Linked DNA regions of Mus musculus: all the other regions are linked to region 2. The links are chromatin loops, found by intact Hi-C in ENCODE. Cell type or tissue: heart. All regions are shown on one strand. Each heading gives the region's core, and the rest is flanking DNA. Links, peaks and the distances in the headings are about the cores only.

Region 1 (10,805 bases), core at 954-8,953, 250 kb before region 2:
GACTAACCATGGGCAGGTTTTCCTACAGCCTCAGAAATCTCAACGGTGCTGCCTAGGCTAATTTAGGAAGATTCATTGATGCTTTTCGGGTATTACTAAAACCTGCTGGGTATATAAATGTGCTGTTCTCCCACTCTCTCACCCTCCCCTTTGGCCCCAGGTATACTCAAGGATAAACACGTGTTTTTATAGGCAGGGATATGGGTATAGCCAGATGGCACAGGTGTGGGAAAGCTCGGAGGTATCCATTTATGAAAGCCCAGATAATATTGCTTCTAATGTTCAAAGCCAGATCTATTAATAAGGATGTTGTCTTGAGAATATATGGTCAAGAAAAATAAATTTCTTGAAAACCCCAGAACAGGCCGCTGTATGTGTGTGTGTGTGTGTGTGTGTGTGTGTGTGTGTGTGCACGTGTAGTATAAGGAAGGAACACAGAAGCGCCACCATTCTGCAGGGAGCCTGGCTAGTCATGGTGAACACTGAGGCTCTGTGCCTGTGATGCTCCGAGGAATCACAGGGACTCAGGGGGTGGGGGAGCAGAGGCCAGGCTTGAAGATGCAGTAAACACTCACAGGTCTGTACCAGGCCTTCTCCCATGAGACGGAGGGGAGAGAGAGAGAGAGAGAGAGAGAGAGAGAGAGAGAGAGAGAGAGAGAGAGAGAGAGAGAGGGACCAGAGACCAGTGCCTAGCCCTATCATGCCCCACTGGAAGCTATGACAACATTTAGGTCTCAAAGTCATGTAAACTACAATCCTAGCTGCTCCCTTCTTCCCATTTACCAGTTTAGGAGGGGATAAAAGAATGAGAAGAACGACAACAGTGACAGAAGGAAAGGAGGGAGACTTCCGTGAGTTTGAGAATTTGTACTTGAGAGCAGGCACTCTGACATGATAGGCTTAGGATTGGTTTCCACAGAAGTGGTTTCATTTTCTGATCTAATACCTTGAAACATCTCTCTGCCTCCTTCCTTATTTTAGCCATCACTAGGTACAAATTCTCTGATAAAGAAAATTGTCACCAGGTACTAGCTTGCCAATATTTTAATAGAGTTCTCTTTCAGATTTATAAATTTCAAATTAGATTCTGTTCAAAATATATGCCACCCAGAAAAGACACATCAGCCGCATCAACCCTTTGGATCAGGCGAGTGCTCATACCCGTAGAGTAGATTTTTTTCATCTAGCAAAGTCCTTGACCTTTTCCGCTAAATGCTTACAGCAGTTCGCTTCTTTTACAGAAGTAAAGGACTTTGTTTTTGGATGTCAGCTTTACAGAACATTTGTTTTTCCTCTCTTGGTCCAAATTATCCTCACCATTTTAGCCCCTCCGGAGGCAGAACCACGCTGTGTATAGTGATTCTTTCTGGCTGTGATGGGTGCTCATCCTCCACAGCAGACCTCCGTGAGGTTGGACACCTCAGCTCCTAGTCCTTTCTCCCTGAGTTCCCCCAGAGTTCTCTGGCACAGAGATACTTTGTAAATGTCTGCACATTCCACGAAGGAATGCTACAGCAATGAAGGTGCTTTGACTTTCTCAGAAAAGATAATCCCAGGGTTAACTTGATTCAAAAGAAGAGCAGCTAGCAGGAATGCTCACTGGGTTTCCATGACTTTCTAGTGGAAAGTCCCAGCCAGTTATCAATTAATAATGAGTATCAACAACTGTTTATCTAGCCCTAACAGAGAGCACGTATGGAGATGACTCCAGGGACCAAGCCTATTGTGAAACAGCCTGCGTCCTGACCGGTTCACTCCTTTTCTGGCGTCAGACTATTCACTTAACACTTGCAATGCCATAGCTGGGAAACAAAATTCCGGTATCAGTTAATCTGAGAGTTAAGAATCCTGTTACCACGTTCCAGAAGTCAGCAGGTAGAGAGCAGAGTGCCTGGGCCTCTGGCTTTGTGTGTTTATTCCTTTAAGGATCTTTGGGTGGGAAGTAAAGATATGAATACAAAGGAGCCATTATAAGATTCACCGTGTTTATGTTCTGGGATTGTACCAGGTCAAGGGGGAATCCAGACAAGGGCAGGGCTTGGACAAGTGACAAGGCAGAGTGACAACAAACAGTGCCGGGTGAAACACTGTACACTCCAAGTGTCAAACCTTGCTGCCATCTTAGAGCACTTGGTTCTTTTTAAGCTTGCTTCCTGGAGGGCCTTTGAGTTTTGTGTCAGGGGTTACCGATCTTATGTTCATTTGTAGCTCAGTATTTGACACACTCGATGTAAAAACCGAGAGTCACTTTGATTAGCAGCTTAGAGGCAGACATATAAGAAGAGGCACAAAACAATGATTTTTCTGGTGCCTGAATGGAAACCTTGCAGGTGCGGGTAACAGAAGCCACATCTTTTGGTGATCTGGGTGGCCAAGTCCATACTCCGCGGCACCATCCTGTAAGCCGTGATGGGCTTCCATGTTAGTGGCTGCTCTTTTCCAAAGGCTATTAAGTGAAGGCCCAACTTTCCGGCTGAACCTGGATATTAACGTTGTGTTGAACTGGTCAGGGAGCCATCTTTGGTTAGGAGGTTTAGGGAGAGAAGTTTCTAAGTGTCATGGCTGTTGAGTGTGTACAGCCAGCGTATGAGGAAAGATGTCTCCTTACCTAGGGGATTAAAAATGAAACTAAGGGTTTTTGTTTGTTGTTTGTTTGTTTTGTTTGTTTTGTTTTGTTTTCCTCAGAGGCATTTTAAGTTTAGGAAGGGTGTCAGTTTAAAAATACAAATTAAAAGCTGTCTTTGAAATTTCTAATTTAGGGAAATAGGTGATTGGATATTCAGTGAGATTTTCGCAAATAGTCCTCGAGGTGAACATTCTAGAAACAACTGTCTGCACAGAGTGGAGGCAGGGGCATGAGGAGGAGAGGAGGAGAGAAGGGAGGAGGGAGGCATGTCTCTGAGGAATGGGGCTTCAGGAGACTCAGACAAACTGCTCTGGAAGAGAAACCTGACAGAGAAACTGAAGGAGTGAACGCAGTCTCTGGAGGTGTCTAGACCAAGACAAGTTTTTAGGGCTTTGATGATAAAGAAGGAAATGTATTATGAATTCTAAGATAATGAACATCAAACCCACACAGTTTGGAGGGAAAGTACATTATACTGTCATATTTCGAGTTTTGGGAAATAAATGAAACAGTGACCTTTGGCTTACCAGGCTGAAACTGGATCTTTGAATGGCTCGCGTTCACTTTATTCCTGTATAGAAAGGTAAAGGAGAGTGAGCTGGAGTCTCATCACAAGGTCAAGTGAGGTGGAGAACACATCCTGGCCCCTGAACTTGGCTGCCAGTCTACGGACCGTCCAAGAGGAAGTCTTTTGGATTAATCAACTTTACCAGCAAGTGGCTGTCAAAATGGAACTTGGAAGAGGCTCAAATGTAAAGGGAGCAAGCTATGGGACTGTCACCCGTGCTCGTGTGGGACTGTCACCCGTGATCGTGTATTTCCAGCCTGCCTTGGGGGTGTGCAGGTGAACGGTGAATTGTGAGCAGACTGAGCGAGGCAGCACATTCATCTGCCGTGTGCTGGATGCCTGCAGGCTAGCAGGGTCGTTGGGTATCGGATGGGGGCTTTCCATATTGGCGAGAGAACATCCTGCAGGGTAGACCAAGCAATCCAAGCCACCACTTGTATCCCTAAAGGGCCCCAGGGACCCGGGAATGCTACTTAGCGTTGGTTGGGAAGAAGTGTATTTCACAGTAGTGGTAGGGACAGAAAAAGAGGTTAACTTGTCGGTCTCAATGGGAGGAGAGGCCCTTGGTCCTGTGAAGGCTCTCTGCCCCAGTGTAGGGGAATGCCAGGGCCAGGAAGCAGGAGTGGGTAGGTTGGTGAGCAGGGAGAGGGGAGAGGGGATAGGGGGTTTTCAGAAAGGGAAACCAGGAAAGGGGATAACATCTGAAATGTAAATAAAGAATATATCTAATAAAAAAGTTTAGAGAGAGAGAGAGAAAAGAAAGAGAGAAGGAGAAGCAATGTTATAAGGGACCTTCATTGATTTCTCTGCCCTTTGGGATATAGGGACTATAGTAGCTTAGGGAGAGACCAGGCCAGGATTTGGAAGATGTATAGCCAGGAAGTTATCCATGAAATGAAATGTCAAACTAAACGGTTCCCTTCCACCCTGATGTATTATTGTCTCAGGAAGCCTGCTTCAACTCGGTGTCTAGGTGATCCTCGTCCCACCCAGTGCAATCCCACTCACACGGCAGGGGCCATTCAGGTCTGATGTAGGTTAAAGGTATTTACCACAAGTATTGGCCATGGCCCTTATGGGCTGCAGCTTCCTGCAGTTACGATGGATACTGTCCAGCTGCACAAGTCAGGGAGGAGGCACGGGAGCAAATGAGGGATGGAGAGTAATTCAGAAATAAGACGGACCATTTTACTCAGTTTTGTTTCAGCCCCTAGAAGTACTCCCAGGGTAGAGATGAGACCTTTGAGCAATGTGCCGTGTGTTTATTCTACTTGTATCAAAGAGACTTTCATCTCCCCGGGGCAAATTATTAACACATTCCTCCAAAGATGGGAGGGTGGGGGACTGGCCTTGGAGAAAAAAAAAATCAACCTTGCAGTAAAGAGCTGCTTCAGATGCAAACGTGACAGACACGGACATAAAAGCCCCCACTTCTAAGAGCAGTGGTTGGCTGAACACCAAGGTCTTTGTGCCCAGGGAAGCATATCTGGGTGGTTTCTTGTCTGGAAGCTGACCCTTCCGTGCCCAGGAATTTTCCACTAGAAAGCTGATGGTGTTGGAGGTGGGTAGCTCTGTGGGCACCCACAGTCAGTCACCCTCAACCTTAGCAGGTGACTACATAGAATATTGGCTGACTGAAACTCTAGGTTTCAGGCTGTATTTTTTTTTTTGGTCTTTCAAGTGTTTTTGGTTGAGTAGAGAAGGGAGAGAGCAGGAGGGTGAGCAGGTGGGGTACTGAGGGAATGGAAGGTGGGGGTGGGGGAGAGGCAAACCAACCACACTTAGATGTAGTTAAGACTTAGATACGGTCAAGGGTAGCTAACAGACATGACATAAGCAGAACACCATTTGGCCTTCACTAATGGATCCCTCCCCAAGGCCAGAGCTTACGGGAATTGTTTCCAAACAGATTGTGCAGTTTTCTAAAGTGCACTCACTTGATTTACAAGGTCCGTACTATGCCCGGGCACCTCCTCTGAGCTATAGCTCAATGAACTATACGCAGGAAAGAGCCTGGCACAAGAAGGTACACGGGGGAGGATTGACTGTGGGCCCCAGGCTCAGACATCATTTGTGTCTGCCTTTTTAATAATCTGTCCGAGTGACACCAAAACATACAAAGACTCACATTCAGTGACTGTGACCATCTAGATTGGGGAGCAGCCGTGAGCATATTGTTTGTCATTACCTTGAGAGAGAAACTAAGAATACAACTGGGATTTGAAAAGCTTCCTGCAGCAGTGGCTCCTTCTGCAGCAACAGTCCGAAACTCGGGCGGGCGCTCTCTTCTGTTCACTGAAGCTGAGAGCTTGGCTGTGGTGTGAGGATCCGTGTCATCCTTATGTCAAGAGGATGTTACCGGCATCCCACGGTTCCACCAGCTTCAAATACAAGTTAACTTAAACTTTGGTTAACGGTGCAAGAATCTTTTTTTCATGTTGCTTCAAGTCAGGGACACGATTCCTTTAGTATCTCTCGGGTGCCGATCATTCTAAAATGTACAGGAAGCTCCAAACACATGATTATTGATGGAAGCAGGTGACAGAAACTGGCTGGGCAGTTTCAGGGTAAAGAGCCCGGAGAGTAAACAGTCTTACGAGGCTAAAAGCCAGAAATGTCCCGAGGCTGTTGGAAGTTCTGTCCTTGACAACGGCTAGGGATGCCAGAAATATTTCAACCAAAATGTCTTTGGTTGTGCCCTGGCTGGAAGCCAGGATGCCAGGCAGGAGGTTTCTGGTTTCTCCTTATCTCGGTTTCTCCTGGAAGCAATATGCAAGCATAAGGCCAGAGCTGAGAGGAGGGCCCTAGACAACCCATGGCTGTGTCGCTGAGCTGCCCAGCTCATAGCCTTCCCTATGTGTCACGGAGTTTCCACTAAATGTCTATAAAAAGCCCCATCTCCCAGGACTTGTTCCTGCTTTGTAGGAGCTCTGCTTGCTTTCTTGTAAGTTCTAAGAACTGGGAACTTTCTTTCCAAACTCATCAGTCCATGGATCTGTCCTTTGAATCTGAGAGACAAGAATCCAGAGGCCCCTGACTCTGGGGAAGTTGGGTCAGACCACAGTGTCAGTCGCCCTAACTCCTGAGTTAAAAACAGCTCAGGTAGGTTATTCAAGGCAGAAAGCATGTTCCATTGACTGTGTTTAAAGTTTCTAGTGCTGCCCTCTTTTAGAATAGGCACTCACATATTCGCTAAATTAAAAGATGAAGCTTTCTCTTTCTACTACCTCCAAAAGAGAAAGTTACTTTGAGATTATCTTCCATTGAAAGCAGCCCCATTAATATCATATCCACCACCCCCCCCCCCCCCCCCCGGCTTAGAAGTGAGTGCCTTCATATGTGTAGCTGGAGACACAAACTTCAACACACATTAGCTATGTGACACACCCACACCACCGACGGCGTGAGCTTCATGGATGGATATCATATTAACCCAAGCGCGAGTTCACAGAACTGGCACCAGTGACTTTTCTGAGTCGCGCTGAACAATTCTAAGCTCTGCCTATGGTCGTGAATTTAAGTCTTGATTTGAAAATCAATCTCTGTTACATTTCTGGTTAGGGGTGGGGGTGGGGGATGGGGAAAGTCTTATAATAGGATGATTTAATTCAAATAATCCATTTCAGAGATGAGGAGAAATTCAAGTGAGGATACATTGGAGAGTGATCTCACATTTGTGTTATTTTAACGACTCCCTCTCCCTCTGCTCTGCCTGCTGGCACCATATGTAGTTGGAGGGAAAACATCACCATGCGAGATTTGAAGTCATTCTAATTTCTATTTCTAGCTGCACTGCCATGAGGCATGCAAAAGACAGACAACTTCCTGGCAGGCAGTTTTGTCAGCAGCAGAAAGGGAAAACAGAAATACAGCGTGGGGTGGGGGAGGTTCTTTGGAAAAAAACCATGCTGTGGCTCTAACTAAGAAAGAGGATCTGTTTAGTCCCATCTCCACTAATGTTCCCATTGGGTTAAACACCAGAAATCAAGGGCAGAAACTAGGGATAATAGAGTTCTTCTAAGAATCACTGCTCTTTGCTTTTGCGTACTATCTGAGTCTGGGGTCTTCCTTTCAGTGATTTTCAGACCCTAAAAATGACGTGCTCTGTTCCAAGGACATATATGAGTGAAAACGGTGACTGCAGCCACTCCTCTATGGAAGATGTAAGAAAATATAACAGAGTTCATTTTTTTTTCTAAATGATTTTTAATAATCTGAAGGTCAAATCTGACTTTTTGTTAGCATGTTATTTCCCATCTCTTTGGCTACTGTGCCGGCTGGTTTTACGTCAACTTGACACAAGCTAGAGTCTTTGGAGAGGAGGGAGCCTCAGTTGAGAAAATGCTTGCATACTGTAGGTCTGAGCACAAGCTGGTAGAGCATTGTCTTATTTAGTAATTTATGTGCAAAGACCCAGCCCATTGTGAGTGGTGCCATCCCTGGGCCCAGGTTCTATAAGGAAGAAAATATGCTGAGCAAGCCACGAGGAGCAAGCCAGTCAGCAGCACCGTCCATCAGTGGCCTCTGCACCAGCTCCTGTCTCCAGGTTCTGGCCCTGTTTGAGTTCCTGTCCTGACTTCCTTCAGTGATGAACAGTAATGTGGAAGTATAAACTGAATAAACCCGTTTCTTCCCCAAGCTGCTTTTAGTCATGGTGTTTCATCACAGCATCGCCCTAAACTGAGACAGGCACCGAATGAAGCCAGTGTTAAAGATGAACATGTTTTTCTTTGTCAGCTTCAACACCCTGCTCTGTTCGATGTCTGAAGTGCAGTGAAACTGGCGTCATACTCACGAGCAGTCTTTGAGAAGAGGCTGAAGTGTGGAGGAACCTAGCTTCAATCACAGCATGTCATGTACAAGAAGACCACACTTACCTGGGGATGCCAGCTTCACTTGTGTGGCTCTGAACTCTCCCTTTGGTGATCTCTTGACAGTTCTAGCTGATGCTTCCTTCCACTGATGTTTCACATGCCCTGGCCTGTAGGAAGGCAGTGAGTGACTATGGCATCAGGTACCTGCCAGCTCAAGCTGCTATATAACAAATGACCATTGGCTGGGCAGACCTCTCACAGCTCTGAAGGCTGGGACTTCCAGCCACAGCCTTCTGATGAATTGCAGGTGGCTAGTACAAGTCCCCACATGGCAGGAGAGGAGAGGAGAGGGGGGGGGGGGGCGGATTTTCCAATACTTTCCCATCAGGTGTCAGGATTCTAGTAAGTGAACTGAAGGGCACACTATTAGCGTAGCACATCACACTTGCGCGTGATCCCCACCTACAATTGTAAACGGCTACAGAGGCTGCTGGTGTGTTTGTACCAACAGTACTTCTCTGACTATCACCTCTTTCGAATGGCTATCGCCCTTGCTCGGAGTGCTCCCGCCCAGCTGTTCCACTGACCGCTTCATGTGTTTTCATTGCTCCAAGTCTCAATGTAAAATCACTGTATTTGTGTGGGGGGGTGCTAGACAGGTTAGGGGCTGTTGTTAGCAATTTATTTTTAGTTCTAGAGAAATATTAGAACTATTGGTGAGAGGGGTCTAAAATTCCTACTCACAGCCTGACCCTAGGTGAAATAGAATCCCTGAGACAAGACTGGGCATCGGTGCTTTGCAAGTATCTCTGGTGATCTCGATGTGCAGGCAGCATTTATCAGCTCTATCCTGGACATGAGACACTGCAGTCACCAGGGCAAATGTTGGGTCTCCAGTTCTCTTCATCAGAGGATCATGCTATTAAGAAGAGACGGCTATTCACAAGAAAATGTCCATCTGAAATTCTCACTGGACTGGAAGAGAGAAAACCTCCCAGTAAGCCGCCCCTCCCCCTCCCCTTCCTCCCCCGCCCCCGCCCCCTTCCTCCACTGATGATTCGCTCTAACCAGGTCTGACTCCGGTCTGAGCGGCTGTGATCCCGTCTGTCTGCCATCTTACCCCAGCACTTGCTTAAGCTGTTCGGCTTCCTGTCTCTGTCCACTTCAGGCAATGCTGGGCCCTAAAGACAAAGGGCTCTGGTTAAAATGTAATTCAGGGGTGAACGAGCTGGCTCAGGGGGTAAGGACACATGCCATTTCCGTCTCCTCGTTCATCCTCAAAGGACTGTTTCAGGGCCTCTGCATTTGCTTCTACCTAGAATACTTTGTCCCTACGTATTCGCCCAACTCCCTTCTTCTCTTGGAGATTTCCTGAAGGTTTCTTTTGGAGATTTCCACTTTCCTGGTCTGATCTACCTTGACAACTTTAATTAAAATGGGCAAGTCTCCACCATCCATTGTAGTATATATTTTATTTGTTGTGTTTAATTTCTACCTCTCCCAAATACAATTTGGCCAGTCAGGGGAGAGACTTTTATTTGGCTTTTTTTTTTCTCTTGCATCCTCATCAGAAGGCTCTTGGAGTCACCTCTGGACCAGACCGATGAAGACGACTGAAGCAGCAGGGTCTTCCCCCCTCAGCTTACAATGGCCACTGACTTCTTAAGCCCACTGTTTCTAGAAGCAGCACAGCTTCAGAGCACGTCCCAGCCACTCTCTGTATAACTGGTCATGGACTGGAAAGCATCCGTCATGGCGGGATGGTGTGCTTCATTGGCAGCAAGTCCACAACACCTCTTTCCCGGGTTTCCAGCACACTGATGTGGGCAGCACTTGGCATTCACATGACGGCTTTCCTCCATGGGCGGTCCTAGCTGAGAGGTGGGATTTGACATTGTGAACATCCATGACAGAGACGTCAGTCAATCCTTCTGTACGTTGAAAGTATTCTTAAATCTATGTGTCTGCAACGTGAAGCACAGTGATTATAATGAAAAGTGTGTAGATATCAAAGTTGCTCTTCTTAAAAAGTTATATGTTCTAGTTTCCTGCTTCTTGCTTAAAAGACCGCGTGGGATGAAGAAAGCAGACAAACTAGAATGGTTTACCCAAGATCCTGAGGGAAGGAGACTTGACATGAATCCTGTTGAGAGAATCAGAAGCCCAGGATATAAACCCAGCCCGTTGGAGCAGCCAGCCAGCCATTCTGAGGGCAAAGAATGCCCATCGCAGACGGTGTGATGCACGCCCACAAAGCACTGTACAGCTGTCTTAGGCTAACTTTGGAATTGAGGAAATGGAAACGCCAATGGGGTAGGAGCTGGGCAGCAAGACAGGGAGCGTCTGCAAACCTCCTGGCCAGAGTAGAGGCATCCTGATGCTTAGGGAAGCTTCGGGTCTACAATGGCGTCTGGGAAGAGCTGAGGAAACCATGCTAAACTGCAGAAAGTACAGACCCATCCACTGAGGGCTCCGTGTCTCTTCTGTAGTTGGAGCTGTCCAGCCATACCGTGGGTCAAGTGAGGAGGGGCCGGTGATGATTGCTGCAGCTCTGCTGTGGGGAAGCCAAGGATGGACTGGGTGGAGACTCTCCCAAAGTGAGAGTTGATTATATCTATGCTACTGCTGAAGCTGGGCAGGACCTTAGGACCTGAGGCCCTATGGGCTGAAGGAGGTGTGTTAAAGAACACTGACTCCGATAACAACCCTCTTCTAAAATATTTTGGACACCACCATTAATTCTCACACAGGAGCGTTCTTGAGTTTCTATTTTTGGTGACCTTCAGCCAACATCAAA
Region 2 (10,805 bases), core at 1,616-9,615:
GCACCAGATTGGCACTGAATAGCTACTGGATTCTCAGCCTTTCTTTCCAGAGACAGACATTGTTGGGCTACCTGGACCTCAGCCTGTATGCCACATTAATACCTCCATCTTTAGTATCTTCATTCACTCTATTAGGTCTTTAGAGAACCCTGTTACCAGAGAAAGGATTTAGCGGGAGTGGGCAACAAGAGACAGGCCAGTGACTGTTAACCTACCAACAAACAGGAAGGACGAAGGTGGGGCGGTCCCCTTGTCACCCACTACCACCAGGTGGGCTTCACTTCCTAAAGGTTCTACAGCCTTCAAACTAGTACCACAAAGCAGGGGACCCAGTCCCCACATCCCTCTCCAGCTGAGCCTCTGGGATCATTCCTAATTTGAACCATAACAACTTCCCTATAGAAAGTTTATGCCTGACCCTGTTGTAAAGGATCCAAGGGGCTCTGTGCTGCTAGTCCAGTCGTTTTGTTTGTTGATGTTTGAGACAAGGTGTTGCTATGCAGCCCAGGTTGGCCTTGAATTCATGTTTCTTTTCCCTCTATTGCCTGACTTCTGGGGCTCTGGGTATGATCAGTCATAGCTGTTCCCTGTGCCACTTTTGAACAGCTCTTACTCATTAGAGAGTTCAATGTTTCTATGAGATCACACATGGACCCTAGCCTTGCCCAAACACCAGACAAACTTAAGTTTCATTAAACATTCAACTTGTCAGATAAAAATTTCCACACAAAAATCATTCCGCCCCCTCCTGAACATTTTCATTTAGTGCCAAATTATGAGTCCTTCCCTTTATCTCTCCCCCCCCCCCACACACACACACCAGTTTCATAGATGATATGGTTACATATCTGCCTTGTGTCACCTGGCTATTTCCAAACTGAGTTGTTTATCTTGGACCGTTTAAACCGTATGGAACTCAGCCAAGGCAAGATCAGGTTAAAACACACACACACACACCCTAGCTGTCCTTGATAGAAGGATTCTCCTTGCTCCAATGCACCCTAAGACTTCACTCTCGTCATGTGACACTGAACTCCCTTAGTGATAAAACTCATGATGCTTTTCACATGAACTTCTGTTAAGCCAGTCAGCTGATCGTCTTAAAGCCTAAAGCCTAATATTCATTTTTCTTTGAAATTGTCTCTTGCCAGCTTGTCAGTCTAACCTGTGGGGCTCTTTGGGGTACATTGATAGAACTCGGGGACTCTCTCCAAAGCAGGTAACCCATGGATGCTTGACCATTGTCTTCTGAATTTCATTCAAATTGTTTAAAAGAGTGGAGGCCAAACTAAGAAAGGAACACAGTTGCACTGCCACGTCATATTCAGACTTCCAACCATGCAATAAAGTCACACTGGAGAGCTCCATCTGCTTCCCAAGCCAGGACGCATCAGCCCATAGGAAACACCTATGGCTGGTCATGGGCGGTGCTTGACATTTTGATAGTTTGCAATATGACTTTTGGGTGGGAGGATGACTCATTCAGTGCTGTCTCCCACACCATGCAGCGTAAGACCCCCTGGGTGCAGAGGCTGCAGCTTTTTCACTTCTCTAATGCACTAGGTATTCATCTTCTCACTTTTAAAGAAGTTTATTGGTTATCATTATTGTGGTTGTTAAGGGAACCTTCTTCCCAAATTCCATGTGTCCCTTCCTCTGACCGATTCCTACACCAAAGCTTTTCAACCAACGTGACCCTCAGATCTACACCAAAACCCATGTTGTTTTCCCCAGGGTTTCCTACAGAGATACTAAGCTTTCTTCTTGCAGAGAAAAGAAAGCCATGCTCCAAGTTATGTACAGAAGCTAGCAGGAATCCCATATCCATCTTCTTGCTCCTATATACTCTTCATGTGATACTGGGTTCCCTTGGCCAGAAAGCTTGTTGGCCTTTTATTCAGCAAATCTGAATGTGATGTCAAGGCGACTCTCCAGGTGGAAGATGTCCAGTTTAAATACAGAAATCCCACTTGGCAAAGCCATGTGAAAATACAATTGCATCTCCATCAGATGTTTAACCTCAACCGTTCCCCAGCTTCCTGACTAACAGAGGCTAAGTGTGAGCTGAAAAAAATGGATTGAAAAATAACATGAATGTAAATAAGTTTCTTATTTGGAGTTTAATGGAGGGGGAAATGTCACTTAATGTCATGCACACATGCTTGAATACTCGCACACCCACACGATCTCACACACACACACACAGAGAGAAAGGAAGAGGCAGGCAGACAGACAGGCAAGCAGGCAGGCAGACAGACAGAGGGACAAAGGGGGTTATGCATGCTAAATTTAGATTTTAAGCTATTATAATTATAGGATAACTGAAGCAAGGGGAAACCCACGGAATTATATTACTTTTGGAGTTCAAGGCCAACGTGATGTTAATTCATTTCCTACAAGATCCTATTACAAATAACGCACAGGATCAGTGCGCCTTGCCACGTTTCAGCCTTACAAAATAGTACTTTCTAAGCTGGGCAGGGTGACACAAGCCTGTGATCCTAGTAATCAGTGGCTGAAGTAGGAGGATTTGCTCAGTCCCTGGAAATGAGACCCTGACTCAAAACAACAAACAACAACAAAAAAAAAAAAACAAGCCGTAGAGCCGAGAAAGAGTGACCGACCGTCTCTCCCTCTTTCCAAGCCCCTGTCCTAACTCTAACACAGTCTTATCTCTCATTTCCAGGAGCCAGTCTAGTAATGTATCAGCTGCCTAATTCGTCTGTAACCCCATCACTTCCCTGCACAATTACTGAACCCTTCCCATACTGCAGCTCTCCACCCATTTCCCCCTTTGTTTCTCCCTATAAGGTCCGGAGTTGTCCCGGCTTCAGGGTCACCTTTTCCTTTGATATGTAAGTATAATCACTTGAGCTGTAGGGAGTCTGGCGACCAGGCCAATATTTCAGAGACTCAGTCATTGGATGTTCTTCCTGTGAGGTTGCTATGACCACCCCCTCCCCAAAAGACCCCCACCCCCAACCTCACCCCCACTCTAGTCCCTTCTGACATTTTTTATCAGTTCTGCTCTTCTTTCTCCCTTGGCTATGTTCTCAGCCTCCTCTCCTTCATATGTGCTCTGTTCGTGTCTTTACAATCTATAGGGCACCAAGAAGGTATGTTACATGCAGCGCTTCCACTAGGAGGTTACAAAGGAGTTGGGCATCATTGTGGCTACTGCTGTGCACAAGGACTCTTCTTGTCCAAGGTAGAGTGCCTGAGCTGCAGAGGGACTCGTTGGTACTATTTCTTTTTCTTCTTCCACTAAAGGAAACCCCAAATTTCAAGAAGAAGTGGGGCATGAGAGGATGAGGAAGCGGGGAAGGAGAAAGGGAGAAAGAGGAGGGAAAAAAGAGGGATAGCAACAAATACAATAATAATAACTCAACAATCCTGAAACACTGTTATGCCTATAATCAGGTCTTTCAGCAATGAGTTAAAATTTGGGGCAAGCAAAAACAAATTAATAGGATAAATGTACAAAATTACTAGAATTATTTTTTTTTAGAAATCACAGTTTTTCTTCATGATGTGGTGGCATTCAGTTCTTTGCTCTGTTCATGTTTTCTGAGGTAGAGTTTCATGTAGCCCAGCCTTGAACTTGCTTTGTGAACTTGCCATGACCTGGAACTTCTTCTGATCATCCTGTTTCTATCTTGCATGTATTGGGATTATGGTTGTGTGCCACCATGGCTGCTCTATGCAGTCTGTGCTGGAGATAGATCCTGTGGCCTCGAGCATGCCAGGAAAGTGTGTTAGTTAGGGTTTCTGTTGCTTTGATGGAATACCATGACCAAAAGCAACTTGGGGATAAAAGGGTTTATTCAACTCGTGCTTCTATATCATTGTCCATCATTGAAGGAACTCGGGACAGTTGTGAGGACCTTTTCCTTGCCGTCTCTCCCTTGTGAGGGCCTCTGGGATAGCAGATGATGATGCCCCGTCTCTCTCTGCATCCCCAGTGTCCCAGCTCAGAAGACAAATTCTAAATATTTGCTTAGCAGTAGGACACAGGACAACACTTTGCAAGTTCAATCCGTTACTGGGAAAATATAGTGAGAACTGTGTGTGTGTGTGTGTGTGTGTGTGTGTGTGTGTGTGTGTGTGTGTGTGTGTAATTCGGTCTCCAGAACCAGAACCAGCTGGCAAGCAGCAGCAGGAAGATCTGTTCTAGTCTCACTTGCTACGTTAGACAATTGATGGCTGTGTCCACCACGGCCACACTTGCAGGCAAGGTGTTCAGGTTTAGCCAGAATAAGTCATATTTCCTAATCCTAGGTACCTACCAGCCCATCTAAATGATTCTGACTAGCTATCAGTAGGCAGAACAGAGCACAATCCACGCCCTGCCCCAGGAAGGGGCTCAGAAGCTCCTGCACTCACACAGTGCTAGTATTTCTCCCAATCATCTCAAAGCCTGGAACAGAGGATCTTTATACCAACACACAGAAGAAAGGCTGAGTGGGAAAAATCACTGACCCTCAACCCAGTGACCTGCGTGAGGATGGCTTTCATCAGAAGCGAGATGCAGAAGTAGTAAGATGAAGGAGTTGGACTTTCTGATCAAAGCCAGAAACGTCCGTCCAAGGTAAAGGCATACGTGAAACCTTTACAGAAGAGACAGCATCGACGAGAATGCTTGGTTCTTTACAATGCATTCACTGTGGGAAACTAGCCAGGCCCAGCAAGCTGACCAGGGTCCCTTCACCCCTGTGCCCAGGACAGTTTGGCCAAAGGACATCTAGGGTGAAGGCCTCAGTCAGTGCTAATCTCCATATCCCGGAATAGCCCAGAGAACTCGTCCAACCTGCAAGTCTGCCTTTAAAAAAAAAAAAAAAAAAAAAAAAAGCCTTTGGAATTCTTTGTCCAGCTCTGCTTGGTATACACGGGAATGATTCTTCTGGGACTTCTCTGGTGACCTAGTCTTTGCTATAATGACATCTCTCAACAGATCCACCAGCCCTCAGATTCTCTCCCAGACACTAATAATAGGTCCAATTAGAAGTAAAGATTCCAAACAGATGAGGCACGAATTGATATACACGGCCGGCCTGGCTGCCACAGATCCATTTCTTCCCCTGCAGAAAAGACACCAAACTGGCCTTGAGGAGGGAACCTCCTTTTTTGAACAGTTACCATGGCAACTGGAACCCTTTTCTCCCCAGGGCACCTGCCCACAGGCTCCCACCAGCCAGCTGGTAGGGAGGGTGGATCAGCCACCTCTGTCCCAAGTCACTGTGCTCATTTGACCAACAAAGGTGCCAACAGTGCCAGTTGGCCTCATGATATGGATACCTGCCCACGAGGCATTGGCCCAAACATTGGGGACTTTCACAGAGGCCAGCCAACAGCTGGCAGGCAGGAACTACCAGGTCATTGTCATCTGGGGCTGAATTGGAACATGCATACAAGACACAAAGGCTGTGTCTGTAACCACAGCATCTCTCCCTCCCTAGGGATTTGTTTGCAGCTCCAGATCCCCCTGCTCTGGGAGGAGCACGCATGTGGCTGAAGGTGCCTTTTAGAGGCCACGCCCACCTACCTTTTTTTAGCAGTGCCCTGCCTTCTGCACGCTGCCGTAGAAAAGCTTTCCCTGCCCCATGTCTGGTTTTATTGCAAATGAGAAGGTTCGCCATAAGTCACCCCAGGCCAGTGGGTTCAGAGGTGGAGTTGGTAACCAGAAGCCATGCAGACTTCCTCTCCTGGCCCCACACCAAGGCCTCCAAGGTTCTCTTGTCACATGAGGTTAGTGTAGTTTCACATCCTCTAAGCAAAGCTCTGTCGAAACTCTCTAGTCTCACATGGCATCGGCTCAAAACAACCACCTCGCTCAGCTGCCTGGCTCACTGTTCCAAGAGTGGGTCAGGAGATCTGGGTTCCAGTTTCAGCTCAACCTGCATGACCTTGACAAGAACCAGTCCTCAGTTTTGCATCAGAAAATTAAGAGGCCCGAGTTTCTATACTTAGGATCCACTTCCTCTCCTCTCCCCATTACCCTCACCACTTCAGTTTAAAAAAAAAAATAGATAGGCAGGTAGGCAGGCAGGAGGCAGGCAGACTGACTGACTGACTGACTGACTGACTGACTGATTGATTTTTGGATTTTGGAGACAGGGTTCTGTATTGCCCTGACTGTCCTGGAACTCACTCTGTAGACCAGGCTGACTTTGAACTCAGAGATCCACCTGCCTCTGCCCCCTGAGTGCTGGGTTTAAAGGCGCGCCACCATTACCCAGCATTCCTGATGCTAACCCAAGAATCGCCAAAGACTAAGGGATATTTTTTCAACTTTTCAAAATCAGACATCTCAAAAATACTAAGCCAAGTGAAGGGAACTTTTTCTACAGGAGAGTGCATGTTTTATGATTATAACATGAAATGCCTAGACAGGCAAAATTAACCAATGGTAAGACACAAACATGCTTACCCACTCTCACAGGAATAGCTGTAGATTGCCTCTGAGAGTGTGGTAGGAGCAGGAATTACTTAGGAAAAGGCATAGTTGACAGTATACATTGTACCTGGGTGTGTTTGTGTCACACAATCTATGTCAAAACTCATAGACTACTATTCTTCAGATGGATTGAACGGTGCAATGGAGTCAGAAGAGTAGACTGTAGAATTGGTGAGCACTGGGTGCTCTTGACAAAACACTGAGGAAACATACGCAATAATAAGTTCCTGATCCATCCATACCACCCTTTCTCCACCCCATCTCTTTCTCGACTATTGGCCTCTTTCTTATTGAATGAGACAGGGGATATATCTGATATCCTATGATGATTAATCACTCTATGCCCAGCCCTCAAGGGTAAAAACAAGTTCTCTGCAGCCAGAACTCGCCCTTGAGCCTCTCTGCCTCTGCTCTCTGGTTGCCAACATTTTTGATATAATTTATTTCTTTCTTTCTTTCTTTCTTTCTTTCTTTCTTTCTTTTTTTTTTTTTTTTTTTCGAGACAGGGTTTTGATATAATTTCAATTGACACAACCCAGTAAAGACATTTTAAATTTAATTCCAAATGTAATCAGAGTGTATATTTTTATAACCACTCTAAGAGTTAGTATATCGACTACCCAAGGACAGATTACAAGCATATATTTTCCTATACTTGCTTCTCAATTAGCCCAATAGATATATCCCTAAATTATTGATTTGTTTTGTGTGTGTGATCACTTCTTCTTAAGATCTCAAACACATTCTTGGTTCTCTCCCAATTTGCTTATCTTTCTTTAAAACCTAAGCATGAAAATGCATGCATGCTTCATTGGTAAACACAATGTGCTTTGGAAAAAGATTCACACTGGGTCTGCACATGTGCAGCTAACGTTAGTAAGCTCTATGTCGTTGTGGGGGTCCTTCTGCCCCAATTTCAGCCATTCTTTCCAGAGAAATTCCCACCTCTTTTGTTTTGACGTGATTGTCTGTGTGCGTGCGTGCGTGCGTGCGTGTGTGTGTGTGTGTTTGGAGGGGTTTTTAGGCCCATTTTAAAGGCTATGACTTTGAGGTGAAAAGTGCTAGTTCTACAAGCATGCAGGCCTAAGTATGATCATCAGAGCTTACAGAAAAGTGAAAAAATCACTGAGGGTGGTGATGTGCACTTGGCACTCCCAGTACTTCAAAGGCTGAGAGACAGATCCTTGGGGTCTACTGTCCATCCAGCCTGGCCTAATTGTCAAGCCCCAGGTCCCAGTGAGAGACTGTATCTCAAAAACTAGACTGGATGGGTCCTGAGGAATCACACACACACACACACACACACACACACACACACACACACACACACACACCAGAAAGGCGTGTAGGTTTAATAAACATTTGATAAACATCTTTCCAGAAAGCTGCTCCCACTTCAGCCCAGTGCCCATGCACATTTGTTAAATATTAACATATAAGTCCCTTTCGTGAAGGCTTTTATCAGGACATCTCAAACCCAGTCCTTCTATTTTCTCTAGTTCTGCACCTGTACGACCACCCAAGGCACACAGCTAAGAGACAGGCACGAGCAGCCCTTTTGAGTAACCAGCTAATCAAAGGGCTATACTAGCAGCCTGAATCTTCACCTAGAAATCACAGCAGCGACCACAGGGATAGAAGAAGAAGCCATTCAGCTTTTATAAATGCTGCTGTTTCCCAATCAAACTAAACCAGAACCGAGGCTGAAGATGGATTTCAGCGTTTTCACGTCACCAGTTTCTCAATAGACCATTTCCTGTCCTCCTGCAGAGCTGAGTTCTCAAGAGTGAGCTCTGCTCCCCCACACAGTTTCAAGGCATTGCTGACAGTCACCAAGACAAAACTTTGTATAGCATATCTATAAATGTGCATCACAAGCCCTCATCTTCTGTGTATATGTGTGACCATAGCTTCAAATAAACAGTTCAAAAATAAAGTGAAAATAATAGAAGAAAGGGGGAGGGATAAGAGAGAGATTTAGTTTTACCATGGTTATGGGTGGAGAGGCAGAATTTTAAAAAGCACAATGAAAATAAGGAGAAAAACAAACAAAAACACGTGCACAAACATAAGCTGTAGAATCTGCCTTAGACAAAAAAACATCTTTCCATTTTTCAGAGAGGGAGGTTGGCCCCCAGGGAGATTTATTTATTTTATATACATGGCTGTGTGTGTCCCTGCATGAGATTATGTGCGTCATGTGTAATCAGATGCCCTGAAACTGGAGTGACAGGCTGTTGTGAGACATCTGATAGGGGTGCTGGGAACCAAACCCGGGTACTCTGCAAGAACATTAAATGCTTGTGACCCATTGCTCTAGCCCCTAACAGAAGTGTCATCTAAGAATCTGAAGATGAGATCTTTTTAGTGTTCCCTGTGTGTGTGTGTGTGTGTGTGTGTGTGTGTGTGTGTGTGAGAGAGAGAGAGAGAGAGAGAGAGAGAGAGAGAGAGAGAGAGAGAGAGAACTGACTGACTCTAAATACTATACTCTAAGCATCCCACTGCATGGATACTGGAATTAAGGTTTAAAGAAATGAAGCCATACAGTTATGAGTGAAACTAACTCCATGTGTATTTCTCCTCTAGAGAGAGAGATGGCTTTGGCCCTTTTCGGTCTTGTTCATCCCTTTGCTCCTTGACATAAGCAATTGTTTTTTGTTTTTTGTTTTTTGTTTTTTCTTATACGAGTGACTGCATCAGTACAGGCTCTTATCTCTTTAAGAAAACAGCACTCCTCTTGGAAATAAGTAACTCAGCAGTAGAGCTCAGTGCAGCATGCACTCAACCACCCTTGTCACATCCAAGCAGTTTCAAATGTCTCTCTGTGTCACCAACCTTGAAGGGTAAATTAACTATCATCCCCAGCGGCTCCCATGTTCCACTGTGGAAATAGATTTAGATAAACACTAAATTAGGGTACTGAAAGATTTCAATAAAAAAATAAAATTCTATTCAGGCTTACAAGGGTTACTTCAATCTCCTGTTTTTAAAGACAAATTTTCAGGGCCATTTGTTTCATTTATTTAATAGGTGGACAAATAACGCCAGCATGCGCCTAGAACTTTCTAGATGCCGAAACTATTACAGAGAGGGTTCTTGCCTTCTTAAATCTGGTACTGAGGAAAATGGCAGACTTCGGACATATAAAGACAAATGTCAGATGTTGACAGGTACCACGGAGATGGCACACATGGGGAGATGAGGAAGTGGGCTCCAGGCTGGAGAAGAGAAGGGTGGTCACTGTACAGTGTGCAGAAGATGGCCTTACTAATTAACAGGTGGCAAGAAAGGAGGGGCCAGCTCTGCGCAGATCAGGAGTTAGCTGTTTCCAACGTTTGAGCAAGCACAAAAGCCAAAAGCAGAGGTGGCATAGTCTTGGGACAACACAAGGAACAGCTCATCTAGTTTCTTGCTATTGGACCTGTTGTAACCCTTGAATTACTGAAACTAGAGAGACTTCAGTGCTGTGTACAGACAGTTTGCCTCTGCGTCCCCCACCCCCACCCCCACCTGAAGTTCTCATCTTCCCTCCAGCCCATGGCAAGCACCATATGCAGAGAGTTGGTTTCTGTGCTGCGTCCTCCTGCAGCAAACCCAGGGCTCCCTCCTTCTTCCCTGGCTGCTCCCCTAGTGTTACAATGGCACTACCCATAAAACTCCCCCTTAATAAAGACATTCTAAGAAACAGCTCGAAACATCCTCCCCAACTTGGTGTCTCCAAAAACCAACCCTCCTCCTGATAAGCAGCAGAACTCTCCAGATGCCTGTCCTTGGGACCTTAGAGAAATAACAAGTTCAAGGGAGACTAGGGCCTAGCATTTAAATCATGGAGAAAAGGTGATCAGAGGTCAGAACAATTACTACTAGCCATGAAATTAGTCCCTGAACAGACACACCCATTAACCCCCACTCCTGCTTCAGTGCCATTCCACCAAATGATTACAGCCCTCTGCTCCCCTTTTCTGTGAACATTCACGGGATTCCTAACTATACTGTATATAAATCCAGTGCTTTCTGGACTCAGGGTCACTTGCCAGCATTCACACAGTGAGTGTGAGGCAGGTGATCCGAATTTGAACTTGAAACAATAAAAATACTCTTTTGCGAGTTGCAGCGGACTTCACAATTCTTGGGCTCATCTGGGTTTCCCGTGGACTTGGGGCACAACAGAAGGTATAGAGTAAAAGAGAACCCACTTAAACCAGTGGTTCTCAACCTTTCTAATGCTGTGACCCTTTAATACAGTGCCTCATGTTGTGGTGATCCCCGGACCATAAAATTATCTAGTTGCTTAGTTGCTTCTTCATAACTGTAGCTTTGCTACTGTTACGAATCGTACTGGAAATATTTG
Region 3 (10,805 bases), core at 1,576-9,575, 68 kb after region 2:
TGTCTCTTCAAGGTGCAGAGGGTTCAGATAACACCAAGTTCAGTGTTGATCTGAATTCATTGCTCACAGCACCTGGAACAGGCAAACCTCAGCACAGCAATTCCTGGAGGTTCCTGAAGACCCTAACCTACACAAGAAGTCTCTAGAAAGGCTTAATGGGTCCAGACAAGCAGGCTGTGATTGAAACTCAATTCTAAAAGAATAAAAAGTCGTAAGGAACAGGAGAAAGTGGCTGTGTATACAACCATAGTTAGGCACCTCTGCATCCACAAATCCATAGATAGCCATCCAGGTATAAAGCAAGAAGAAAGTGAGGTGCTAATAGCCCTTTAGCAGAACCAGCTCGGAGGCTGGCTCTGTGGGCCTTAATGCTGTAGCAAAGCTCATGGTACTGAGGGAATTCATAGTTGGCCTCAAGATTTAGCTCCTGGGTACCAAGTAACAGACAAGCCACAGAAGGAAAGAAAATGTATTGAAACAACCATGCAAAACCAAGTCTTAGCATCTATATCCACCCCAGACTAAGGGTTAACGGAAACCTGCTTGACAACTCTTTTGTATCTCCACAAAGTGAGCATTTATGTACAAAATCAATACTCTGAATTCTTTAGCATGCCTCTGCTATAGATAGGGAGCAAGCCTACCCCCTACCCTAGGGACATGTGTTACCTCCTTTAATAAGAAGAAGGTTAGGAGCAAAGATAACCATCTTAAAAGATATGCTTCGGCCGGGCAGTGGTGGCGCATGCCTTTAACCCCAGCCCTTGGGAGACAGAGGCAGGCAAATTTCTGAGATCGAAGGCAGCCTGGTCTACAGAGTGAGTTCCAGGAGAGCCAGGGCTACACAGAGAAACCCTATCTCGAAAAACCAAGAGATGCCTCTCGGAAGAAGGCTCCCTCCAAAGCCACAAAGAACTCAACCAGGAAGCTTTTAAGCAAACTGTCATCTGGCCACTTTGGGGAGAATCCTACAACAATAGTTGAACATCTGCTCTTTGCCAGGCACTTCTTGGCCAGAATGCAGAATAAGCACCCATTACCACAGCTGTGGACATCACTTGTCTTTCGGCGGGAGCGAAAGTCAATACCTTGGAAGCGCAGAGGCTACCCAGGCTCTCAGTTCAGGCTGCCCCTAGAATCATTTTGAAAGTTTTCTTTATAAGCGACAGTTGCCTGTCTCTACCCGTAGAGACTGTGACTTTCTCTGCCGGGGAAAGCAGTCTGTCTGGGAATGTTTTAAAAGCACCACAGGTGAGACTTCCACACAGCTGGACTGAGAGGGGTGCTTTGCAAACTCCAAGTGCATGCGACTCGCGTGCGATATTGCAAAACACATAGACAAGGCCTTGTGCTTTTAACTACCTCCCAGTTCATGCCCGAACTGTTTGTTCGCGGGCCATACACTGAGGTGGGAGAGAATGGCACTCTGTGACAGGAAAGGAAGTTCCACCCAGGGCTCTTGGTGCATGATGGCTCCCTAGTCAGCAGCCACCCTACCCACCCCAATCTATGGCTCTGCTTCGGCAGACTGTTAAATTGAACAGATGTCCCAGGGCTCAGAAATGACCGTCTGAGTTAGTTATGAGCTGCGGGGGCGGTCGGGGGGGGGGTGAGAGTCAAGCGGTGAACTTTGGAAAAACGTATCTTCTTTTGTTTTACTTTGGCTCTGTTTGTGGGGAAAGTCCACACGCAGAAATTTGTGCAGCCCTGGTTCAGACAGTTGGCAAACAGGACTGCGAACGAGGAAGGAGGACGCGAAGGATAGAGGACTCGACTAGCGTGCTACAGAGCATACCGCTAACAAAGAACCTCTGCCAACCAGCCTCAGCCATACAAAAGTTAGACTTTATGAACACCTCCCACAGTGATGGCTCTTCTTGCTGTCTTAGGCTCCTGACCACTGCCTTCTTAGTCCCCGTTTCCTGAAAGGAAGCGTCTAGTTAGGTGAACTGCACACCCCTCCGAGCCATCAGATGTGTGCGTTCCTTCTACCGTTACCTGCAAAGCTCAAAGACCACCCCCCGCCATGGCTCCCAGCATAGAATCTCCTTCATGCAACGATCTCTCTCACACATTTCCAATTACTGTACTCAAAATGTCCACCCTGTAAGGCCCTATTTTGCTCATGTGTTCCTCTCTAGTCATTCCAAACCAGTGCCAGCCCTGACTTTCTGGGGCACATCTAGAACATTCTCTTGTTGTCTGTGGCTTCACCATACTCTATTGCCCTCATCTATGGTGTATCCCTATCCCCATCATAAACTTCTGCTTGGCATCCATATCCTTCCTTTCTCTCCTTGCCTAGTAGGGTCCTTTGCAAATAGTAGACGCTTGGTGAGAGTTCTCCAGTGTTCACCACTGTTTCCGAACCTGAGATTTCCGGAGGCGTGGCAGATCCCTGGGAATCTGTACTCCTGGCCTTCTAACCAAGAGCAAATGTCTTTGTCTCCTTTAGTGTTTGAAAGTGGGGAACGCCAGTATCCCAGGGGCCAGTGGTGATTTGCTATCAGCTCCTCCTGATTTGAAAGTGTTTTGCTTGTGTGGCCCCTCACAGTCCCACTCCGGATTCCCTCAAAGTCTCATGCCTTGTGTTCCGACAGCCAGGCCATCTAGTCCAACCTCTGGGCTGGGGTATGCATATGTTTCCATAGCTCTGCCTCGGGCTCATGAAGTTTTCTCTCCTCCTAAGGCAGTCTGAGTTCCTTGCGGAGTCAGGGCTTCAGTCTGAAGAAGAAAACAAGAGGGTGTGGTTGGGAGAAAAGTCAAGTCCCAGCCAAATGGATGTCTCCTGGAAAAACCACTCACACAGAGCAAACAGGTATGGCCACTCTGCTCCTTGTACACCCATACAAGGCTGTGATGGGTATACAGCAAGCCACCCAACACTCTGTACAGGCCTGTGAAGCACCGCCACAGGGAGGAACAGGCTCAAATAGGAACAGTGGGAGGAACAGCAATACTAATAAGAGGAAGAGCAGACATTGTACGGATGCACCCAGAAGAATACTTTGAGAGCAGTCTTGCTGGGGGGCGGGGGAGGGAGGGTGCTTGAAAGTGGCTTGGTAGCTGGTAGCTCTGGACGACCAGCAAAAGAGAAATTAGAAACCTCGGCTATCCATCTCTGCTTCTGCCCCAGGCCTCAGTGCACAGAACACCCCGTATGCCTGCCATTTCCCTTGGATACAGGCTCAAAACCACTACCCTGGGTTACATGCCTGACTCTGCCGTGAGCAGATTGTGCGTTGGCCTTGTGTGCTAGAAGCTTTGCTGAGTCCCCTCCTCTCCCACCCACTGGGCCGCCTTATCTATTCAGACAGACTTTCCCACTTGCTCCATTCCTGTGTCAGAGCGGGAAGAGAGTTAAATTCAGGCAAGGCTGAGGAGGGAAGAAAAGACTTCGTGATTAAACTGCTCATTAAGGAACCACGAAGCTGAAGAAGCTAATTTGCACTGACCTAGTTAAGATATCTTGCAGCAGATCATCCGTGAGCGGGGGTTCAGCCCTTCCAGGCATTAGCCAACTGGCTCCCTTTCGGCATCACAGCTATCAATAATTCCATGCTGAGGACCGTCTGATAGGAAATCACCGCTGGCCCCTGGAATGCCGGCCTTCTCCATGGCTCTGTTTTCCCAGTTGTCAGCCCTGTTTATAAATTGTCCATTTATAGCAAAGCCAGCACCTGCTAGGAACACCTCACCCTGCCAAGTGTTGGAGTACATCTCGGAAAGAGACACTATAGGCTCCCCCGCCCCGCCAAGTGCCGTTTTAATCTTTTCCCAACCTGAGAGGACAAATGTTTGCATAGGAAATCTGAGGGATGGCTTTTTCTGCACAGGAAAAACCAGATATTCTATGAAAAGTGTTTTTGCTCTACTTTAAAGAGAGAGAGAGAGAGAAATAAGAAAGAGTAAATTATTGTTCTCGTGAGAGAATACAATACCATCTTTCTGAGTTAGTCAGAATAGGACACATTTAAAATAACTCTGAAGAAATCAGCAGGACCAAAATGCTCTGGAGAAGACACTAAGGCCAGGAACATCTTAAATTCTAACATGGTTTTTAATCTCACGGTCAACATCAAACCTAAGATGTTGTCTGCTACTTAAAAGCATTTTGTAAAATGCACTTCAGGACACTCTCCTAATATTACAATAGTATCACATGACCTAATCTGAGGGCTCCCCCCTCCCTGACCAAGTATCCACTTGTAAAGTGCCTAGAAGTGTTTCTCAAAGTTACACTCCTATTACATCCTCATTCATTTTCTTTTTGTTCTTTGCATAATGAAATATGATCAATAGCATATAGACCATTCACAGAATGGAAGGGGTTGCCCTTCTTGGGAGTGATGATGGTCAGATGAGATGCTTTGGCAGGCAAACTTGCTGAGTAACCTTGGGAAGACAGGGAGAACCCTTGATGCCTCCCTTGACACATTCCCCCCGTAATCCTGCTCGAGAAGAAGATTGTCACCCTTTTAAAGCCAGACAGGCAGATCTTGATTAAGACCATGTGGCAGGGGCAGCTGGGCCAAGCTGAGGACATTTCCAGAGTCCCAGCTCTGCATTTGAGAAGGCAGCCCTCCCTATATTTTACGGGCAAGATAGGAGCCTTAAATTTTCTTTTGTAAAATGTTGAGACGTGTGGATTAAAACTGACACGTGCAAGCTTATTGTTAATTTAATCGGTAAAGCCAGGTGGTGGTGGATCAGGAAGAACCGGAGTGGGGGCAGAAAGAGAAATAGATCAACCTTCCGCCCTTCGCCACCACCACCACCCCCCCCACCACCACCACCACCACCACGCTTAAGGTAAGGTGTTCCTTTGCATTCTTCAGCATTCTGGTCCCTATGCCTTGTGGCTGGTGTTACACTGTTACATCCAACAAGCTGATCTCCAATTAGACAGGTACCCATTATTTCTTCGCCAAACGTGACTGGCTCTCATCAGTTTCATGGCCCTTCTAACGCAAACCACGCTTGCTTACTTCCCATCCATCCCGCGGCCACCTATTTTATCAACAAGGGTTCATTCACCCAGCACACATGTCAACCCCCACGGTGGAGTTGATCTCTGAGATGCCCCTGCTGGAGAAAGGAATGTGTAAATCAAGACACTACAAATCAATGTGAAAACTCACTGACTTCGGCCCGTAAATCTGGCAAATCTGGGTCCATAATATTAAAGATCATTTGGAGGTGCTGAAAGAAAGACGTGATCGCTATAGAAAGCATCGGCGCTACGCTTCTCGGGGCACCGACTAGTAGTGGAGAGGGGTTAGGCAGACCCAGATCCATATTCTGCTCCCAAAAATAGAAAAGAGGAAACCTTTGAAGCTAAAGCAGGCCTAAGAATAACTGTCAGCAAAGAGAGAGCCACACGGACCGGAAGCTCTGCTCAAGTGGAGGGTTTGTGTTGCCTTCTCCCCCTCCCCCTCCCCCGGAGCTCTTCACATTCATCCTGTTAAAAAAGATAGCTTTGAAAGGCTCGCCTTCAGCTCGGACATGTTGGCCGGCGCAGCTCGCCCTTCCACAGCAGCTCAGGGCCAGCTCTGAATGCTGCCTGCACACAGCCCTGGGGTTTGTTCTCGCTTCCCTGGTGGATCATTTCAATCTGTTTAAAGCTGAACAGTGAACGCTTCAGAGACTGCGCTACACAGAGAACCCTCAGTCGGAAACAGCTGGCCGAGAAAATACTCATTTCCTGTTTGCCTTCTAGTTTTACATCGCAACCCAGCCTAGCTTTCATCTTTTAGTCGTTCTGGTCTTATGAAAAATCTAAATTAATACCACCAAACTGGTGAAGTCTGTGCTGTCTCCGGGGCCTTATATGATACTAGACAACTACTGGAATATATATATACTTATATGATACTAGACAACTACTGGAATATATATATGTGTGTGTGTGTGTGTGTGTGTGTGTGTGTGTGTGTGTATATATATAACAGATCCTTCAGTAGCATATCAAAATCCCAGGTATGGTTGGGGTTTAATGGAGAACAGTTAGCAAAACCAAATTTTTCATGTTTTCATCTTGTGTGGGAAGTGTTGGTTGTAAGGGAGTTTGGGTTTTAGTCACAGCCAGTGAACAACTTCCAGAAATCATATGCTTTTTCTATTTGCTTGACAGGACCCAGATCTATGTTTAGATACAAACAGCTCCAGTTATCTGCTGAGCTCCACCCTCAATGGAGACACAACATCATTCGTGCTTTAAGTGACGACATTGGAAATTCTTTTTTTTTTTTAGAAGTCTTCTTAGTGTATATGTGCCTGTGTATGTGTGTGTATGTGTGTGTATGTGTATGTGTATGTGTGTGTATGTGTGTATGTGTGTGTGTATGTGTGTGTATGTGTGTGTATGTGCCTGTGTATGTGTATGTGTGTATGTGTGTGTGTGTGTGTGTATGTGTGTGTGTGTGTGTGTGTGTGTACAATGTGCACGTGTGTGTGTGTGTGTGTGTGTGTGTGTGTGTACAATGTGCACGTGTGCAGGTTCTCTCTAAGGCCAGAAGAGGGCACCGGCTCCCCTGGAGCTGGTTACAGGCAGTTGTCACTTCCTCAGCTTGGGTGCTGGGAATCTAATTCTGATGCTCTACAAGAGCATCAAGTGCCCTTAACCCCTGAGTCACCTCTCACACAGAACGCTTATCTGTATTCATCTCAAAATTTAAAAAACGCTCTAGTCAAACAACTGGTTACGCTTCAGTTTAAAGTAGGGAACAGATCTCCTGTCTATATTTTTCCAGGGACTCTCAGTGTCATCTGTGAAGCAGGAGGTAATAAATATGGTGGTTTCTGGGGTTTTCTTTTCAACTTAAGGAAACTACTTGATGCAAAATAAATAAGTATATACATACACACATAAAGTTTTGGCTTGCAAATATTAGACTTTTGAGGTCAAAACCTCCTGAAGCCAAAACCAAAGACGACAAAGCATTAGTTACAAGCGGTTTCTGTTGTGCTTTCCACAGAAAGTTCTCGAGTGGCCTAGGAACCCCCACTAAGTGCCCTATCTGAAGTGTGGGTTTGGAGGCAGGAGGATATATTACTGTAGTTGTTTTATTCTGTTCTAACCTAATTTCTCTTTACTGTGGCTGCAGCTTCTTTTCACAGAACCAAACCAATCTCTTGCTTGGGCCTTCATTTCATGACTAAGAGGGAGCCACTACTTTTTATATGACAGATCCTATAGTTCCTCGGCAACTTTACTGACAGCGTCTCAGTAAGAGCTCAGAAGAGCCCTTTCAATGAAGCATCATCTCATCACTGCCTCTCAGCAGATGAAGAAAATGGGGACAAGCTGAGCATCTCATCCATGACCACTGACGGAAGTCGGACCCTGTTCTGGCCTTCTGCTCAAAGCAGTGACTGCCTATGCATCAGCTTTTTGGCTCCTCTGAGACATTTCCCATAGCCCTGTGCATCATGGACCCCCAGATGACAAGCTCTCAGCCTGACAGGTAAAGGGTGAGCATTGACAAACACTGACCACCTCCTGCCTCGGCTTCTGAATGCCTTCCTTCCAGAAAACTCGAGCCCAGAACAGCGAATTGTCTGCTGCCGCTGACTCAAGAGGGTAACAACCAACTTAAAAGATCTGCTGTTATATTAATGGAGCCATAAAGCCAGAAGCAATATTAAATAAGATCAGACTTCAAACGGGACAGGTTTCCTGGGGTTTTATTTTTGTCTCGAACTGGCTTGGTAAACTTAAGTGTGATGGGTGTGTTGAACCTGATAGCATTTGACAGATGCTGTAGTCTGGATCTGGACTGTATCCCTAAACCCCATGGGCTACAAAACAAACAAACAAACAAACAAACAAAAGTTTATTCACTAGCTTGCTGCTATCGAGTGATGGTGGAACATGGAGTGGGTAGGACCTGGTATGAAGTCTTAAGTCACTAGGGTCTGCCCATACAGAGGATAATAGGAAATCAAGGCCCTTCCTATCTTCTCTAAGTTCCCATTATAGGCTAAAAGGCTTTGCTTCTCCACACACACTATATCATACTATGAGATCTGCCTCGCCAGATACCCAAAAGCATCAGGACCAACTGACACTGGACTGACATCTTCAAAACTGTGAGCTAAAGTCAGGCTTTCTCCTTTATAAATGCGTTGTCTTAGATTTTTGTTACAGTACTGAAAAGCTAACTAACACAATGACATTGAAAGTAGGTCTTGCAAAGTACACGTGGGGTGAGTGAGATGGCTCACTGGGTAAGGGAGCTTGCCACCAAGTCTGCCATTCTGAGCTCCCATCCATCTCCAGGACCTATACAATGTACGGAGGCAATTGACTCCCATGAATTGTCCTCTGGCCCATGTGCACATGAACACATGAACACCTAGCAAATACAATAGTTCAGAAATGTTAACGCATTTGTGGTGGGTTACAGAGGAATGGCCCCCATAGTCTCATATATTTGAATGGCTAGCCATTGGGGAGTGGCACTCTTAGGAGGTGTGTCCATGTTGAAGGAAGGTGTGGCCTTGCTGGGGGAAGTGTATTACTGGGGTAGGCTTAGAGGTTTCATGTGCTTAAGCCAGGCCAAGTGTTGCTCTCTTCCTGCTGCCTGAAGATCCAGAGGTAGAAGTGTTAGCTACCATGTCTGCCTGCATGCTACCATTCTTCCCACCAGGACTTAAGCCTCTGAATGTAAGCCAGCCCCAGTTAAGTGCTCTCTTTTATAAGAGTTGCTGTGGTTATGGTGTCTCTTCACAGCGATAGAACATTGACTAAGACAGCGAGCGTTTGAAACAACCTAGCTGCCTTTTGTTGGAGAAATAAATTTAAAACTATAAATCAATTTGGGTAGAGAAAGGAATTTTATACAGCAAATAAAATTAATTGATTAGATACACGCATTTCAGAATGTTTACAATATATATTGCAGAATTAGAAAAACAAACAAAATGTGATAAATGTATGGAAATGCCCTCAGGAATTTTGCACACCGATTTCATAGGTACTCTGTGAGGAAGGATAGAAGCTTAAGTAGCTTTGTTTTTTGGTTTGTTTGTTTTGTTTTGTTTTCCTTTTTTCGAGACAGGGTTTCTCTGTATAGCCCTGGCTGTCCTGGAACTCACTCTGTAGACCAAGCTGGCCTCAAACTCAGAAATCTGCCTGCCTCTGCCTCCCAAGTGCTGGGATCAAAAGTTGTGTGCCACCACTGCCTGGCTTCAATAGTTTTTTAAACTACCTATCAACAGTCTTTAAAACTCTGTAGATAATTTTGGCTTTTATATTATTTAGACCAGTACAGTATTTGCATGAAAGTAGGCAGATCTCCTAGTAGAATAAAATAAGGACTCCAGAGAGTCCTCACAGAGTGGTTAAGTGGTTTTTAAGAGGAGAAGCAATACCAAACTGGGAAACAGTCTGTGGTAAATAGCAATGAGAAAACTGGACATCAACATGTAAAAGAATAAGGTTACACAATAATTTATACCACATTAGTGAATAAAGTCAAAGTGGATGAGAAAGTTAAACATAGCTTCTCTGGAAGAAATCAGGAAAGAAAGTATCATGGCTCAGGGTTCAACAATGATTTATTGGTTACGATACCAAATGCTCCAGCAATAATACAGATCGATTAGAATTCATTAATGTGGACATTTTTCATGCATTAAAGAATACAGTCAAAAACACAGAAATGCCACACACACCCCACCCCCAGTGCTGGAGGCTATTCACAGATTATCGCTCTGGCAAAGGGTTGATATCCAGACTTTAAAGGGAAAGATAAAAGCCATAATTTAAAAATAGCCAAAGGGCTGGACATGGTGACACATACCTTTAATCCCAGCATTCAGAAGGCAGAGGCAAGTAGATTTCTATGAACTCAGGGCCAGCCTGATCTACATAGCAAGTTCCAGGACCAGAGCTACATGGTGAGACCCTGTACCAGTCAACCAACCAACCAATCAACCAATCAATCAATCAATTAATCAAAACAAAACCCGATCAAAGTTCTTGAATAGACATCCCTTCAAAGAAGATAAATAGCCAGAAAAAGGTGTTCAGGGCCCCTGTTCACTCTAGAATGTAAACTAGCTGGATGCCACTCACACGCTCAAGATGGGGCAGAGCAAAGAGAAAGCAGGAGTTGATGATAGTGTGGAGAAATGGAAGAATGCAAAATGTCACAGCCACTTTGAAAAGCATTCCAGAGGTAAAACTCAAGCACGGAACTGCTATACGATCTGTGCGTTCCGTTTCTCGGTGAATTTAAAAAATGAATTGATAACAGAGACTTAAACAGTACTCACAGCAACATTATTCACAAAGCCATACTGGAAACCACCCAAATGTTCGCCAAACAGTGAATACGTAGACACGTAAGATACAATACAAACATGTATGCCTCTGCCTTTTGAAAACAGGACATTTTCTGCGGCATGCCACATGAATGAACTTTGAAAGCATTATGGTAAGTGGGAAAAGCTACACCCAAAAGAATATATGTCACTAGTTGCATTTAGAGGACTTAACATGAAATAGATTCCCAATGTAGAATAGTGGTGGCCACAGACCAGGGGGGAAACTTTTGCTACTGCTTAGTGGGCCAGAGTTTAACTCAGAGACGCTGAGAGAAGATAGAGGTGACATTGCCTCAAGTGTGAACACTTTTAATTTGACTGAACTGTACGCTACTTGGGTTTTAAAAGCACATCTTGTTATATATTTTGTCATATACATATATGTATATATATATATATGTATATATATGTATATGTATATGTGTATATATATCAGAATATATATGCGTAAGAATAAATATTCTCAATAAAAG

The links. Hi-C counts contacts between places; a loop is a spot of excess contacts. Peaks named below come from ENCODE experiments on the same cell type or tissue, not always from the same donor. Only the 100,000 strongest peaks of a DNase experiment are listed, where the experiment ranks them.
Region 1: it touches region 2 in a loop (4-fold over the local background); 4 of 42 quality-filtered maps call a loop at or near these places.
Region 3: a loop joins it to region 2, with 1.8 times the contacts of the local background. A loop is called at or near these places in 6 of 42 quality-filtered maps.

Annotation. Positions count from the first base shown.
Region 1 is chr13:112,183,613-112,194,417 of GRCm38, reverse strand. It overlaps Gm41063 (a long non-coding RNA gene), which reads right to left. Exons shown (of 3, transcript XR_873963.2): 2 at 9,129-9,189; 3 at 8,670-8,983. It overlaps Gm33849 (a long non-coding RNA gene), which reads right to left and starts at 8,242. Exons shown (of 3, transcript XR_382922.3): 1 at 8,072-8,242; 2 at 5,383-5,953; 3 at 3,076-3,197. In heart, for the core only: no CTCF peak of the experiment used is centred there; DNase peaks (open chromatin) are centred at 5,897 and 6,987; H3K27ac peaks cover 2,394 bases.
Region 2 is chr13:111,931,111-111,941,915 of GRCm38, reverse strand. No RefSeq gene overlaps it. Among named protein-coding and RNA genes, the nearest start is that of Gm15322, 58 kb to the left of the region's middle. In heart, for the core only: no CTCF peak of the experiment used is centred there; DNase peaks (open chromatin) are centred at 4,745, 5,305 and 5,725; H3K27ac peaks cover 1,334 bases.
Region 3 is chr13:111,862,765-111,873,569 of GRCm38, reverse strand. It overlaps Gm15326 (predicted gene 15326), which reads right to left and starts at 5,634. Exons shown (of 3, transcript NR_130345.1): 1 at 5,493-5,634; 2 at 3,456-3,643; 3 at 1,633-2,724. In heart, for the core only: no CTCF peak of the experiment used is centred there; a DNase peak (open chromatin) is centred at 5,469; H3K4me3 peaks cover 2,098 bases; H3K27ac peaks cover 3,422 bases.